2 separate regions of the Homo sapiens genome follow, and region 1 is linked to region 2. Evidence: chromatin loops called from intact Hi-C (ENCODE). Cell type or tissue: PC-3. All regions are shown on one strand. Links, peaks and the distances in the headings refer to the core of each region. The heading gives the core; the rest is flanking DNA. Region 1 has its middle 110 kb from the start of JARID2-DT. Region 2 has its middle 450 kb from the start of LINC01108.

The links. Peaks named below come from ENCODE experiments on the same cell type or tissue, not always from the same donor. Only the 100,000 strongest peaks of a DNase experiment are listed, where the experiment ranks them.
Region 1: it touches region 2 in a loop (7-fold over the local background); 2 of 110 quality-filtered maps call a loop at or near these places.

The regions. Positions count from the first base shown.
Region 1 is chr6:15,131,840-15,134,754 of GRCh38, forward strand. No RefSeq gene overlaps it. Among named protein-coding and RNA genes, the nearest start is that of JARID2-DT, 110 kb to the right of the region's middle. RefSeq lists an enhancer at 584-1,783. In PC-3, for the core only: no CTCF peak of the experiment used is centred there; DNase peaks (open chromatin) are centred at 1,222 and 1,632; H3K4me3 peaks cover 1,349 bases; H3K27ac peaks cover 2,317 bases.
Region 2 is chr6:14,733,384-14,736,298 of GRCh38, forward strand. No RefSeq gene overlaps it. Among named protein-coding and RNA genes, the nearest start is that of LINC01108, 450 kb to the left of the region's middle. RefSeq lists an enhancer at 1-665. In PC-3, for the core only: no CTCF peak of the experiment used is centred there; DNase peaks (open chromatin) are centred at 1,088 and 1,598; H3K4me3 peaks cover 1,075 bases; H3K27ac peaks cover 2,500 bases.

The sequences.
Region 1 (2,915 bases), core at 239-2,738, 400 kb after region 2:
CTCCCACATACTTGCGTTTTGCATGGGGAAAAATACAGTCCATATGGAGGCTTTGGCGTGATCAGGACCCACCTCCCGCCCTCTGCACACATGCACGCCCTCCCCCAGGTGACTCCAGGCCCGTGCATCCAGGGGCACTGCATAAACATTAGCTGATGCAGATGGAATGAGCAGATGTCTGCAGTCCCCCCACCCCAGGCTGTGAGGGACAGCCAGTGAGGGTGAAGAGGAGGCGTAGAGGGAAACAGATGCCCTGGTTTCCAGCCCATTTTCCTGGTCCTTAAGTGGCAGTGGTAATGGTGGGAAGAAGCGCTCATTCTGACATTTGATGAACCCCCGCCTCCTTGTGCCTTTTTCTATACCATAGCCCTCAGATCTAGGCAAAATATTGGAGCCAAAGCAGATTGGGGTTCTAATCCTATCCATCCACACGACTAACAAGAAAGCCAGGGCCCAGAGCCTTCAAAAGACTTGACCAACCTCATATACTAGCCTATTGCAGAACCAAAAACAGATTCTAAGTCTTCTCCCTTCTAGACCAGTTCTGCTTTTTCGCATTCTCCTGCTCCCATTGTATGACCCAAGATTAATTATCCAACTTCTCATTAAACAGTATGTGCCAGGCATTGTGGTGGGCATTGGAAACAGTAAGATTCTCCGATAGTGATAATAAAATATTTCTCTGAAGATGCAAAAAAAAAAAAAATTATTCTGAGAGATTGTTGCCAGTTAACATCAAACACCTACTACGTGCCAAGTTCAGTACTATGTGCCAGAAAAGAATAAAATGGATAAGACACTCTTCCTCCTCTCCTTGGGATTCTCCTGGTTTAGACTAGATTCTACTGAGATGGATAAACAGAGAGGAGACTCAGACCATGAATGAACATGGAATAAACACAGATAACAAATAGACATGATTAAATATTTAGATTATGTATTGGCCAGGGGTTAAGTGGATTAATGGAGTGATGAGTTGGGCAGAGTTATGGGATTTCCATGTTTAGACAGAGTGGATTAGGTCGTCTAGTGTATGGAAATGCAAATCGAAACTGCTATAATCAGCATTAACACCCTGTATTCATCTCTAGAGGTGCCTTTCTGTCAAAGGGCGGAAGGAGCAGGACAGACAATGTCTCACCATCTTTATGACATCCTAGTGAGTCAGAGAACCAACACTGTAATTCCCAGGCTCCTGGGGAGGAATCAGATCCAGGGCAGGGAGTGGGAAAGTCAAGAGCCTCTCAAATCTAGTCCTGGCTCCTGTTCACCTCCAGTCCAAATGCCTCCCTGGAACACTTAGGCAATCCAAACAGGCACCAACATGATGATTCATTGTACTACAGCCCTTTTGATCTTTTCCTCAAAGGAAGAGACATTGTGAGTTACCTTGTAATTATTTCTCAAGTCCTTGAAACATGTCTGGGATTCTGTATAGAGCATAAGTTTCTTAAGGGCAGGGACCCATTTTGAATGACCCTAGTCACTTTGCAGCATAACCAGGAAGCCCTGAAGATGCGGCAGCTGTTCTCTACTTTCTTGCTGAATGAGCAAATGCTCTAAAGAGAAGTAACAGAAGAAAAAGATGGTTGTGCCATTGACCAGATGCCGTTCTCGTTGCCCATTCATTTCCTGCCCGCCCTGCACACATCCTGCCCCTAGGAAGCCTGCTCCTGAAACAAGTCTCTACCCGGTCAGTGATTCATTGAGATGTCCCTGAAATCACTTGCTTGACTCCATGTCAACAGAAAGAAAAAGGGGCTATTCATGAATAAGAGTGAGAAGCACCTGAAGGTCTTGCTACTTTGTTTTTATGGAGAGGATTCCATAATCATATTTTCATGGGCATCCCACAGTGTTGCTTGCGAAAAATAAGAGCTTAGGCCTAAGCTCTTGGTTTTGGCTCCAAACGTGAGCTTACTCCCTCCATAACGTTCCTCCCAAACCTGACCCCCATTCACTAGCCAGATAAATGGGAAAGCAAAGTGCTGTGCATGTTTTTTTTTTTTTTTTTTTAATTATTAACCTTTTGTTTCTTCATAGCATCCTGTTGCTTGTGTGCTTTTTGGTTTGGTGGGGGGTTTCAGACAGGGTCTCACTCTGTTGCCCAGGCTGGAGTGCAGTGGTGCGATCTCCACTCACTGCAGCCTTGACCTCTAGGGCTCAAGCAATGCTCCCACCTCAGCCTCCCACATGCCACCATGCCCAGCTAATTTTTTTCTCTTTTTTTTTAGTTTTTTATAAAGACGGGGTCTCCCTATATTGCCCAGGCTGGTCTGAATTTCCTGGGCTCAAGTGATCCTCCTGCCTCGGCCTCCCAAAGTGCTGAGATTACAGGCGTGAGCCACCATGCTCAGCCCATGTTACTTCTTCATAGCATCATCGGACGTCTTGTCTGTCATCTAGGCCTCTATCATGGATGAATGCTAATTTACAAAGCAGTTCTAGGAGTGATAAAATCTGGGCATGGTGGAGTGCGGGGTAGACAGTGGAGAGCGCTGGGTGTGACTCCAGATCCTGATGCTGCATTAGACACATGACAATCTGCATATGTTAAATAGCCTAAATTATCCATTCTACGAGGTATTCACATCTCAGAGCATGACGTAACACTCTCCTAATGCGATGGATCCTCACCTGGGCTTCCTGATTCCTGGGAGGTGACAAAGGTAGTGGTCTGCAAGCTATATATATTTTTTAATTTCTCAAATTAGGAAACCAGGATTTTGTCTCTAATGCCTTCAACTGCCCCACACAACAAATTCTGGTTATTCCATATAATGAATCCCTAAGGGCCTCTTTAAATTTGACCCTCTTCCCATGGATCCTGTGTTTTAAACAGTCCTATCAATAAAAAAAACAAAAACAAAACAACAACGAAAGCAGCATCATGTTAAATGCTATAACGATATACA
Region 2 (2,915 bases), core at 329-2,828:
TCCTTTTGTTACGGGCTTTAGCGAATGGGCTTGGTCAATGGGGTGAGAGAAGCTGCCATAAGCCACTTTCAACTTAGAGCAGAAGCAATCTTTTATCGGTCTTTCTTATTCTTTTGAAGACTAGCATCGTGATTCTCAGGGCCACTGGAATCCACGAGACTGACTTCCCTGAGGAGAGACTGCCTTCTAATGGCGTGACCATCTGCTCCACTTCCTTCGTGTTTGGTCAGTGAATCACGGCAAGTCACAGGCCACCTGAGCATTCTACTCACTTCTTTTGGATGCATCCAGGCCAAAGGCTCAGAGTGTGTTTGAGTTGAGATAGATCTGAGCATATTCAGTTAAATGAGGCCCTCAAAGAGTATGATGGGGAATTATGCCCCACTGCCTCCCAAACTTCAAATGTTGAAGCCCTAACCCTTAGAGCCTCAGACAGTAACTCTATTCGGAGATAGGGTCTGTAAAGAGGTAATTAAGAAAAGGAGCAAAAATGGAGCAAGTTTCCTTCTCCCTTGCGCTATTTCTAAGGTCATGTTATAAAAATCAAATGGAGAATACCTGTCAAACAGTTGATCAAGCAGTGAGGAGAAAGAGAAATAATATTAATTCAAAGGGCATGCTTCAACCCATAGTCAGAACAATCTATTAGTTAATCAAGCAAGATTTATTGATACTCACCAAGAGACTGAATATACAAATGGACAACGGCCAAGCCATAATTAAAAACAACTCCAACCTACAATCTACAGCAGCCAGCCCAGGACACCAACCCATTAGCAACAGCAATCGGCCCAGGAAGCCAGCCTGCTATCATCAGCCAGACCTCTAGAAGTCTAACCACTATCTCTATCAACAAGTTAGGAAGCCAAACAATAACCCCTGTAAGAATCAGCTCCAAATGGCCAGAACTTGACTGACAATGGACAGCCTCCCTGATTTTTGTCCCTGCTTCCAACTTAGGACAAACCAGAGAAAGGCAAATATGCACCCTAAGCAATCACATAGGCATCTGTGCTTCTAGTGAACCACCTCCAGCTTCCCACACCAACAGCCTCCAATCAGCACATACCTGGAGCCTCCCTTTTTTCTACTATGAAGTTTTCCCACTCCTCTGCCCGCATTTGAGTCTCTGCCAAAACACAAACGATAGTAGCTCTGAATAAACAGCCTGTGCTTATTCTTATTTGGTTGGTCTTCATTTATTTCCACACTTCCAAATGCAAGTAAATGTTATGCTAGGCCCTTGAATGGTCAGGGAAAATACAAGGAGATATACGACATGGTCCTTATGCCTAATAAACTTAAAATCTTTGGGACTGGAGATAAAATGCACAAAAAGCAAGAACCACCACCACAATGACTAAGCAAATAATAAAGCCAGTCAGGAATAGTAAGTCTCAAATGCAAGTTCCAGATACTGGACGTAGAAGTCTGGAGAAGAGAGATTACTTTTGGCTGGGGAGGTCAGATATGAACTGAACTTCAGCACACACAAAGGAATTATTCTAGTAATTATTGGGTTCCCCCTTGCTCACATGGTTACTCACACTTGAAAGTTTGCGGTAACAAGAAGGAGCCTTGGCAGGAAGTTTGTTTGTTCCATGACTGCTTTTACTGTCACATGAAGAGTGAGTGGTTGATTTACTGAGAAGTCCCCCTTGTTACCCTTCATAAGCCCCAAGTGAGTCAGGACCTTCCCTTGGTCATCAAACTGGAGACAGGACACCCTTGCCCAGTTAGCATTTTAGTTCAGCTTGCCTGGGTTCTCATTCCAAATTCCTGCCCCCAAATCCTTGGTCACCCCCAAGAGTAGATCTTTATCCACAACAGGCCACTGTTGAACCTAAGGTTTCCCAGAGGAAACCAGAAAAGACTTCCCTTATGTTGGGGTTTTAGGGTACCCAATAAATAGGACCCCTCTTTCCTGCCCAACTTCTGAGCCAATTAAGAGGAATAGGAATCAGGCAGATAGAGGGAAAATATCACCATTCTTTTAAGTTGACAAAGTCTTGGTTGGTGGCTATCATTTCAGGTCCTTGGGCTTGTTAATATTGTACCACTGATGGCAAACAGAAACTTTGCAACATGGAGATTTACCACTTAAAAGTTAAGGCTTGGAGGGGCAGAGGATGTTTACTTTCCTCAGGCTCTTCCCAGAGAGAAAGGAATAGGTGAGGCGTACATCTTCCATTGCTTCTCCCAGGCCGACTGAAGTTCCTCTTCCTCCAATGAAGTGAAGGAGAGAGAGGATGCAGGCGGCCAGGGGATTTACTCAATGGAAACATGTCCCCAATAGAAACAAGGACAGCAGGGAACAAATGTTCCCATCAGCTACCTACAACAGGTAAGGCTAAGTCTCTGTGGGGTTGAGGTCCCTTGCCCCCAGCGCACATACACACACACACACACACACACACACACACACACACACACAGCCACCAATGCCATGCTCATGCTTTGTATAGTTTTGGGATTTGTGACAACTTTTAAGTCTGAGGGGAATGAATGTACTCATGAAGAAAATCTCCACCGTTAAGGAAATGCCCTTGGTGTGGACTAGTGCTAGAGGCACAGACCTTGAGTAGGGAGTCCTGAATTCCTATCCCAGTGCTGAGTTAAGCAGCTCTATAGTTATTCAAGGTCTCTTGCCCTCCATGTGCTCTGTCCTCAGTTATGCACTGGAGATCAGAATACCTGTCCTGCCAAGTGTGTGAAAGACAAGATAAAACCAGAAAGGGCCTCTGAATAACCCAGCTCCACTTCACAGAAGCACTGGGGTGGTTCCATATTCAGAGAAAATAGTAATGTTTTTCTTGAAAAATAGAGTAGATGTGAAGCAACTTTCTGTCACTTCTCAGTACTTTTTTAGCACCAGAGAGTTTATCCAAGGTGGACCCCATCAAAGTGAAACAGAA